Linked DNA regions of Mus musculus: region 2 is linked to region 1. The links are chromatin loops, found by intact Hi-C in ENCODE. Cell type or tissue: heart. All regions are shown on one strand. Region 1 holds the start of Tekt4 (tektin 4). Region 2 has its middle 15 kb from the start of Prss29.

Region 1 (5,000 bases):
GTTTGTTTTCGGTTCAGTTTGGGTTTTGGTGTTTGTTTAAGAGTCTCATATGTAGTCCAGGCTGGCCTGGAGCTCGTGTTCCTTCCTCAGTTTCCCTGACACTGGGATTATAGTGTATACTAGGAGAACATTGAAGCTCAGGCTCTGGGGTTCTGGGGCTCTGGGGAGAGAGAGCAGATGCCATGGGCATCCACAAGCCCTCCATACATGCAACACTGGCTGGCCCGGCTTTCTACCCTGAACACCAATAGCACTGCAAGGGGCATGCATGGTGGTACGGGGGAGCCTTTGGCTTAGCCAAAAACAAAACAACCTCAGCCAGAAGAATGTGGCGCACGCCTTTAATCCCAGCACTTGGGAGGCAGAGGCAGGTAAATCTCCTAGTTTGAGGCCAGCTTTGGTCTACAGAGTGAGTTCCAGGACAGACAGAGATACACTGAGAAATCCTGTCTTGGAAAACAGACAAACAAAAAAGCCCAAAGCCCACCACCACCGACAACAAAAATCCCCTCAGAGTCAGACTGAACGTCTTTGAAATCTTATGGGCTGGAAGGAATCCCACAAGAGAGAAAGTTACTTGGATGTGGTAGAAATTCCGCTATCTGAAGGATCAGGAGTCCTGCATAGGCACAGTGCTGTGTGAACCCTAAGGCCCTGTGTTATCTCTATGAGAGCCAGAGCCTGCCTCCCACGCTGAGCCCGAGCCACTGGTTGCACCTTCAGTAGCTCCACCTCCACATAGTCCCGGACAAGGTCTGGGTGCTGGCGGCGTTCTCTGCACTGCAGGTTGTCAGTAGCAATGGAGTAAGGCACGGAGGTGGCATCCAAGGCGCGCTGTAGCCGCAGCTTCTGGGCCATCATCAGGTCCGTCTCGGAAGACAGCTCGTCTATCTCTCGCTGCAGCTCTGACTTCCAGCAATGCATGTCCTCCAGGCGCTCTCCCACCTTTCTTGTGGAGTCAAGTTGTGTGCGCTGGGCCAGTGCCCCAGTCTCGGCTACCAGCTGCCCGCTCTCATGCCGCTGCCGCTCAGAGTAGTCCCGGTCTGCGAAGGCCTGGTGGTAGCGGGCATAAGAGTTCTGAAACCACTCGTCCCTCAGGTATTTGGCTGTGCGGAAGCCAGCGGTGGCCAGACCCGAGGACGTGTAGGCGCCAGTATTGCAGGCCACTTCATATTCTTTGCGCGGAAGCTCACAGACATCTATTGACTGTGGGGCCGGCTCCTTGGTCAGGAGCACGCCCGTTTGGGCCATGGTACCCACTGCCTGGCTAAGCAGGAAGGGAGGCGGAATGAAGAGAGGGTCACTGGGCAATTGTCCAGGCACGATCAATGGAGCAGTACTGGTCACTCTGTCCCAAGCAAGGTTCCTGGTTGCCTAAGGAACATTGTATACACCAACTGCCTCCTGTTGCTGAGCAACAGGGTCACTCAAGGGGGAGGAGCAGAACTGCCCTCTTAAAGGGCCAAGCAGTGTCTGGGAACATAGCTGGGTAAAAGGTAAAAATGTTTGCCTCGCAAGAACATGAGTTTGTTTCCCAGGACACAGGTGGGGGCAGGGGGGGATGGGTGTGGTGGCATATGCTTGCAATCCCTGCACTGGGACGGCAGAAACGGTTAATCTGTGGTGTTCACAGGCCAACCAGCCCAACTGTATTTGACGAGTGAAAGACCTTGTTGAAAATAAGGTTGGCCAGGCATAGTGGCAAATACTTCTAATGCCAGCACTCAGGAGGCAGAGACAAGTGGAGCTCTCTGATTTCAAGGATAGCACGGTCTACGTAGTGAGTTCCAGCTTGGTCTGGGCTATATAGCAGGACCCCCATCTCAAACAAAACCCCCAATAACAACAAAAACAGACAAAACCCCAAAATGGATGGTGCTTGAGAAATGTCCCCTAAGGTTTCCAATGCACACAAATACTCATATGCCCATGTGCGTGCGCATGCACAAGCTCTCTCTCTCTCTCTCTTTCACACACACACACACACAGACACACACACACACACACAGGCAATCCCCAACTCTCAACTCTTCACCACACTGTGATCCGAGCCACAGAGGCTCAGGACTTGTTCCCTGGGACCCTTGGGCTCCAGGGCTGGGGTAGTGAAGGGCCTTGGGGTCCAGGGCTGGGGTAGTGAAGGGCCTTGGGGTCCAGGGCTGGGGTATGAAGGGTCTTGAGGTCCAGGGCTGGGGTAGTGAAGGCTCCAAGGTCCCTGACACCCCTGCCCTCCTCCCTGGCTCCTTGGCTCCTTTTCTGAGATGTTCTTCCATGATCTGGTCCTGAGTGTGGGCTTTGCCCTGCTGGAGGAGGACGGAGGAGGTTCTGCCTACTTAACGACCCCTTTGGGTGATCTGTGGGAGGTGGGGGCCATGGAAATGTGAGCAGGTTCCTCAGCCTGAGAAGTGCCTCTCATCCTCAACATTACCCTAAGCCACCCTAGGACTCCACAACTTGGCCCATTGCGCATGTGGTCTGAACCCCGCATGCAGGCCCAGAGGACCAAACATCCACCCTACCTCAGCCTCCAGGACTCACTTTGGGACCTGAACCCATGAGAGTATCCACAGCCACCCTGACCCCATCTATTCCCAGGGCCACTGTGTAAGGGCCAGCCCCTCTTCTTCTTCCTGTATCCCATAGCTGGACTTAGATCAGAGCCTCCTGGGGATTTGGGTCAGTGTTCTGAAGGGGGTTCACCCACTGAATGTATCTGGAGTCACGTATCCTGATCTGCTCAAAAAGGGGAGGCACTTTCTGTCTGGGCAGTTGTTCCCAGGACACTAGTTAGATAGGAAATCCTGCCATCCAACCTGGGCATTAAGAAACCCTAGTCGATAGCCAGTGTGACCAAGAGAGGGCGACATTGACTGCAGAATGTGCCAGCCACCTATTCCTAGTTCCTGACCATTCTGTGGTCTTCCTCCCTCCCCTCCCACCTGGTCTTCCCCAGAGGCTCCTCACATACTAGGTCCTCTCTGAAAGAAATCCACACCCTTAGCCAGCACAGGGTCTACTGCCACAGCCCCTCAGCCTCTCCTCTCCCCACTGTCCTATCCCGTTTCCCGCCTCGAGAACCTCAGGCTCTCTCTGCTCAGTGCACAGGCTTGGTTTCACCCACACACCTCTGTCCAGGCTGTGCATTCCTCCCCGCCCCCCCCCCGCCCCGACCCTGTGCTGACTCCCTAGCAGTTAGCCCCTCACTCACTTCACACTCCATGTCAATCCTCTGGCAGGAGCCCCTGGCATTCCCACCAGTAGATGCTTTATACATGTGTAATTTGTGGGCAGAAGCCTTGAGAATTCATAACCAGATGGAGCAAGAGCTGCCACTGTTCCTCAAGAGCTAGAAGCCAAGAACCTTTGGGGGCCAGTGTGGGCCTCCCTCTGTCTCCTCTGTGCCTCAGTTTTCCCACATGGTAGTAGGTACAGAGCTACCCAGAGCACACCACAGTTTCTCCTTAGATTCATTCCTGACATGTGGAGCCAGGGACTGCAAAGGAAGAGAACTAGCCTGGGCCCAGTGACTCTACCTGATCTTCACCTGCAGTATTCAAGTACTGGGCACTGCAGGTAGCTGATGCTCCCATGGAACCCCCAGGCTAATGAGGAAGGCCAGGTCTCAATGTAGGTTCCCCTATGTCAAGATAGACTCCAAGGTAGAGCTTTGACCTTAGTCCCCAGCTTGAGGGGCCAAGACTCGCCAGACACCTTCAGGGATGTGTTGAGCCTTTGTCCCTATCATCCACGGCCTCTAGTCTGACCCTTGGTCCAAAGAAAGAGGCATTTGTGCTCTGAAGGTGACAGGGTGCAGTCCCTCCCAGCCTCTCTCCGCCCAACCCTTTCAGAGAGGAACACCAATCATTGCTGCTGAGGCCATCACAACTATACTCAAAGCTGGGGCTAAGTGGGAAACAGTCAGGTAAAGCCACAGTGAGCACAGACTGAATGGGATGTGTGGGCAGAATGGTGGTGCACTACAGGACTGTATGGAGTGGGGTGGGGTCCTCTCTCATGTTGCCCTTCTTCCTACATTGCAGTTACAGTGGGAAAATTGAGTCGGGGCGGGGGGGAAGGGCTTGTGAAAGTTCCCACATCACAGCTGCAGCATGATGGGGCTAGAAGTGCTAGCTCCATGGACTCTGCCTGTGTCCCCAAGAACCAGACCCCACCACACTGGACAGCCCTGCAGGATGCCTGGGAAACAGAGGGGCATCAGGACTGACCAAGAGTACAGCTGTCCCCTGCACAGATTTTTTTTTTTACAAACTCTAGACATCACAAGTGGGACGGACATGGGCAAAAGGGTCCCTTTCTTTTGAGTCTAGCCAGCAGCTCCCCAAGGCCAGAGGAGATTCCCTAGCGCTAGCCCCAATCGGCAAGGTTCTAAATGGGAGGGAAGCCATGCAGTCTCATAGACTCTACCCAGAACAGGCACAGCCTGCAGGCCCCAGGCTGAGACGGGCCCAAGGTCACGCTGACAGGACAGGGCCAACAAAGGAGAGACTGCCATCTGGCCACCTCCTATCCTGCGTGAAGTGACAACCCAAGGAGCCACCCTGGCTGGTGCAGACCCAGTGACAGGAGCAGTGGGAGGCACAGCCACATCTCTCCCCAGGCCAGTGGGACACTTTAATTACAGAAGGATCCAAAGCTCTTAGGCATCCCTGAGCCAAGGCTGCAGCGGGCAACAAGCAGGAAGGAGGAGCCAGCCAAGGACTTCCCGGAAGAAGAATCCTGGAGTCCAAGCATTGAAGAGCAATTTGGATAAAGATAGGAAAGAGCTGTGCAGGATATTAGGGGCGACCCCCTCCTCTGATGACTCCCAGGGCCATTGTGAAAGCCCTGTTTCCCATCCGTCATCAGGCCCTAGAAGATAAGACAACGCAAGAAGATGTGGCGTGGACACAGGCTGACAGAGGGCTGAGCCCAGTGGTCTGGCCTCAGAGGTAGGCACTGGGCATGAGCCTCTCCACTTGGCAAGGCAGGACCAGGCAGCT
Region 2 (5,000 bases), 140 kb after region 1:
GAAAGAAAGCTGAGCAGCATTCGTTCATGGCTCTCTGTTCCTAGACTGTGTCCATTATATGGTTACTTACCTCATGCCCCTGCCTCTACGCCTTCCCCACAGTGATGAGTGTAACTTGAACTGGGAGCTACAACAAACACTTTCACCCTTAAGATTATTTTGCCAAGATGTTTTGTCAAAGCAACAGTAAAAATGAAACTAAGAGACCTGGCGTGGTGATGCACATCTGTTTTCGTAGCACTCAGAAGATGTAAGCGAGAGGTTCAGGAGTTCAAGGCTTACCTGGGCTACAGGAGTCTCTGTCTGAAAGGAAAGAGAGAAAGAGAGAGAGAGAGAGAGAGAGAGAGAGGAAGGAAGGAAGGAAGGAAGGAAGGAAGGAAGGAAGGAAGGAAGAAAGAAAGAAAGAAAGAAAGAAAGAAAGAAAGAAAGAAAGAAAGAAAGAAAGAAAGAGAAGGAAGGGAGAAAGAGAAGGAAGAAAGGAAGTTAGAAAAACAGAAAGACAAACAGAAGGTTAGACAGACAGGAAGGAAGGAAGTTAGAAAGACAGAAAGATGGACAGAAAGACAGACAGACAGAAAGAGAGAAGGGAGGGAGAAAGAGAAGGAAGGAAGAAAGAAAGTTAGAAAAACAGAAAGACAGACAAACAGGAAGGAAGGAAGTTAGAAAGACAGAAAGATGGACAGAAAGAAAGAAAGACAGACAGAAAGCAGAAAAAGAAAGAAAGAGAGAGAGAGAAGGAAGGAAAGGAAGGGAGGAAGGAAGGAAAGGAAGGGAGGAAAGGAAGGGAGGGAGGAAAGGAAGGAAGGGAGGGAGGGAGGAAGGGACAGAGTGAGGGGGAGGGAGAAAGCAAGAACCCAGAACTAGCCATGGTGACTTAGTGTTTCTAAGCCTAGAGGCTGAGGCAGGAGGATCATTGCAAGTTTGAAGCCATCCTGGTCTACAGAGGGGGGAAAACTGTCACAGATAAAACTCAAGAAAAAAACTCTGCACCCCACCGCACCCCCACCTAGAGTTCCTGAAGCTAAGGAGGGCTTGGTAGATACCAAGAACCGATTAGGAGCCCAGTCCTATCCACAGCCAACAGGATGTAATCACAGCCCTGAATCTGAACGTCTTGTATCCTTTAAACATTCTGTGTGAGTCCACAGTCACAGTTGTGCTCCTCCGAGAGAAAACATGTGTTCACACAAAACACAAACTGTTAAAAGCAGCGTTGCTCCCAAAAGCCCTAGTTAGAAACAGCCCAAATGTCCATTAACTTGTACCTGGATGAGCGAATCCTGTGGATTCCTTCAACAGACAGTATTAGCCACAAGGAAAGAACCACAACACCACATAAAAAAACATGCATGCTCAGAAACAGAGCAGAGGAGACCCTAGTCTGGAGGCACAGGCTTGCCTTCTCAGCATTGGGAGAGGCTAATGCAGAAGGACTGTCTGTGAGTTCAAAGACAGCCTGGCCAACCTAACAATACTGACTCAAAATGCCAAAAAGGACTGGGAATATAGCCTGATGGTAGAGGTTTTCTCCCTATACATGCGAAACTCTAGGATAGACAGGACATATAGCCCCAAGAAGCCATCTGTCTTCCTGTCAATCAGGAGCCAGAGAGTGTGGGTCAGGCAGAGCACAGCAAATTGATAGGAGCCACTTTCTATCGGGATTCTGAGAGTTTTGTAACTACGTCTGTGTTACAATACTCCTAACCTGTGTGGTCCCATAGGACTGTGGGAAGCGGGAGGGGTGCTGGAAGCGTGGCCATGCATATAACCTGTCATGACCTGTTTTCCTGTAGAAGTTACCAGGTCCCCAAATCCTGCTTCCCACCGCATCTTATCCCAGACTCTGCAGTCTAATACAGGCTGGGCTGTCCACCTTCATTAGGCCAGCAGTCCTAAAAATAGCAAATAAAAGCCTGTGAAAAGAGTGAACATTCTCCAAAAGAGCTTGGCATGGAAATTTGAGGCCAGCCTGAGCCACATAGATCTCTCCTCCAGAAGAAATAAAATTAAAAAGGACCCTGAAGAATGGGAAAGGCTGCTTTCTGCCTGCTGAACACAGGCCCTGCACTAGGAGGCGGTGGGCTTCCTTGCACACCTACCTGTCCGCACACCCGAATCGCAGTTCCCTCTTCCCATCCTGCAGCGCCACCTGGAGGCTGCGTATGTGAACAGCAAAGAGCATTTCCAAGGATTTACTCTTAGCGTCCAGCCCTTTGCTTTCCTCAATTGCCTGACACCCTTTCTTTTGTTGTTCTTCTCCTTAAAGCCATCTCCAGGCCGCACATAGCCAGAGACAAATGTGCAGCAGTGGCAGGGTTCACCCTCCCCCTTGGCCCCCCTCAGTCCCAGACATGGAGGTCCCAAAGCGCAGGACAGAAAAGCTTCCACGATCCTGGGGTGGATCTCTGCTAGAGAACCGGGAGCTGATGCAGGGGTGGACTGATCAGGGACCTGCAGCTGGCCACAGAACTGGCTGATTCCTAGTCTCCACACACCCCCCGATGCCCTGCGCAATGAGACACCACCATAGCCCTGTGTGTATGTGATAGGGGTGGGACCACCCCCTGCAATCCTTTTTCTCTCCCATCCTTCAGGTGAACCCTGACTAGAACTTTTCTCACACCCCTGCAGCTTGGGTAAATTGTTCCTGTCCTGAGTTTAGTCCTAAACAAGGCTACAGGCCTGTCCTCCTTGTCCCCCATGTACCGTTCTGCCGGAGCCCAGTTCACTCTCCCATGCCTGTGGGCATCCTCCTTGGGAAACACAGAATCTGACCTAGATGAGACTGGCTGCTGCCAGCTTCATCCCCACATGCCGAGGACCCCTTGCCGGGCCGGTTGGACATGCTTGCCGGGGCTGGGGCTCTGGCGGGTGGTACTGATGCACAGGCATTTCTTTTCCAGCCCCTGTTCTACGGGGAGCCTTCTCTGTGTGGCCTGAGTCTACAGAATCCCAGCACAGAATGACGTGAGGATGAAGGCCTCATGTGACTTTCTGTGAGTCACTAATCCCAAGCACATTTGTGCAACTTGTGATGGCCAAACTCTTTCGTCATACTGAAGATCTCCCCTGACACCAAACTCTTCGTGTACAATAGGGCCACACCTGGATGCCAAGTACACTTGGGATGTCAAGATATTAAGGCTCAGTGGTGACTATCTAGACAAGGACACAGAGCACAAACAAATTTAGCAGTACAGACAGATAGTTCCCTCCGCATGTGGAAAACCACACCTGTGGGCGTCTTTTCCAAAGAGAAGGAAATGTAAAACTCACACAAAATCCTGAACTTGAATGTGCACAAGACCTTTATTAAGAACAGCGGAAAGCAAAAGCCAGTCAGTACCTTCAACAGCTGCATACAGCACGCAACAGCATGCATAGAAAATCTTCATTCCTCTCTACCTTCTGTCAGGCCAAGAGCACCCACCCCGCCGGCCATTGTCCCTGCTTTCTTTGCTGGGTCAGGGATGTCCAGGCTCCCGGAAGGCCAGAGGACAGGACAGGTTCGGAAGACCAGGAAAAGGCTGAAGCAGTGGGTACTGGGAGACTCATCTTCTGGCGACCAGCATGAGGCCAGCTGGGCTCAGGAGAACCTCTTCATCTGCTGCATGGTCCAGGGCAAGAAGGACTGCACATGTGTGTAGACCCCAGGGATGTCCTTCAGGGCACAACCATAGCCCCAGCTCACCACTCCTACTCACCACGTCCACGAGCCTGCTATCCTGCAGACCAGGGCGCCATCTGAGTCACCCTAGAAGAGGAAGTAGCATCAGTGGTTATTGGCCCTGAAGTGGCATTAGGAACAGGAAGGAGGAAATCAATTGAACTCACAGCCCTCACTGACCGCACACAACATGTCATCTTGGATGAATTTGTAGCCCTGGTGGTGGTGCCCGGTTGCATTATGGTATAGCTGCTCACAAACGATATTATCCGCGATATTATCTGCACCTAAACCCGCTGCAGGTGGTAGGGAGGGGGCAGCGACGCTGGGGAGAAAGGAAGTAGGATTGGTGGTACATAGATCCTAACTGTCCACTACCCTACCAACTCATCCTGGGGGCTGAGAATACGCAATCCCTACTCAAATCCATCCCTGCAACAGTGTGTGTAGGAGACACACATCTGCAAGATCCATGCCCAGCTCTGACCCTTAGGAGGCTAAAGATGGTTCCTATGTGCTTACAGGGGCAGGTGAGATGGGTCATTTGTTAAGAATGCTTGCAGTCAAGTCTGAATGAAGACCTGTTCATCCCCAGGGACTCATATGATAGGAGAAAACAAATTCCTGAAAGTTGCCTCCTGACCTCCACGTGAATGTTATGACAAAACATGGCATCCCCCCCAAAAAATAAATACATAAATAATGTAACAAAAATCTATCTGCCTGCAGTTCGAGAACCAAAGAGAGGGGAATCAGATGTTCTAGTATTTCCAAAAGGAGAAAAGAAGGAGGAGGGGAAGGGGGGAGAGGAGGAAGAGATGGGGAGGAGGAGGAAGAAGAGGAGAAGAAAGAGGAGGAGGGGAGGGAGAAGAGGAGGGAGAGAAGGAGGGAGCACAGAGGGGGATAGGAAGGAGAAAGGGCCTTTGCCTCTCGGAATCTTGGGTTCTGGGCCCGGCCATGCCATCGGCCTCAGGTACAGACAGACATCTGGAGAAAAGCCAGAGTTGTATATTTGCCAGTATTCTCTTTCCTCCCTGGATTCTGTTCCCTGGGACCTTAGTGCCACCCAGCAGGGATCCTCAAATGACAAGTTTGTTTCCACAGCCCAAATCTTTCCTTGAAACATACCATACATATGGACCATGCCCCAGCCAGTCACCCAGCATGGGTGCCTTGACCTCAAAAGACCCAGAGATCAGTTTCACCAGCTTATGTTAGCAGAACAGTCCAGGGGTTTCTCCAGCTAAGCAGAGCCCATTCTGCACCCAGGACACCCTGCACGTAGTCCTGGTGGATGATGACTCGGCTCACACCCAGCAGCTCCTTGCCC

Evidence for each region. Peaks named below come from ENCODE experiments on the same cell type or tissue, not always from the same donor. Only the 100,000 strongest peaks of a DNase experiment are listed, where the experiment ranks them.
Region 2: a loop joins it to region 1, with 11 times the contacts of the local background. A loop is called at or near these places in 16 of 42 quality-filtered maps.

What each region holds. Positions count from the first base shown.
Region 1 is chr17:25,467,973-25,472,972 of GRCm38, reverse strand. It overlaps Tekt4 (tektin 4), which reads right to left and starts at 1,383. Exons shown (of 6, transcript NM_027951.1): 1 at 718-1,383. The coding sequence starts at 1,251. In heart, a CTCF peak has its summit at 2,849 (motif pointing right); a DNase peak (open chromatin) is centred at 4,952; H3K4me3 peaks cover 1,118 bases; H3K27ac peaks cover 3,704 bases; H3K27me3 peaks cover 1,284 bases.
Region 2 is chr17:25,331,265-25,336,264 of GRCm38, reverse strand. No RefSeq gene overlaps it. Among named protein-coding and RNA genes, the nearest start is that of Prss29, 15 kb to the right of the region's middle. In heart, a CTCF peak has its summit at 2,150 (motif pointing left); no DNase peak of the experiment used is centred here; H3K27me3 peaks cover 3,918 bases.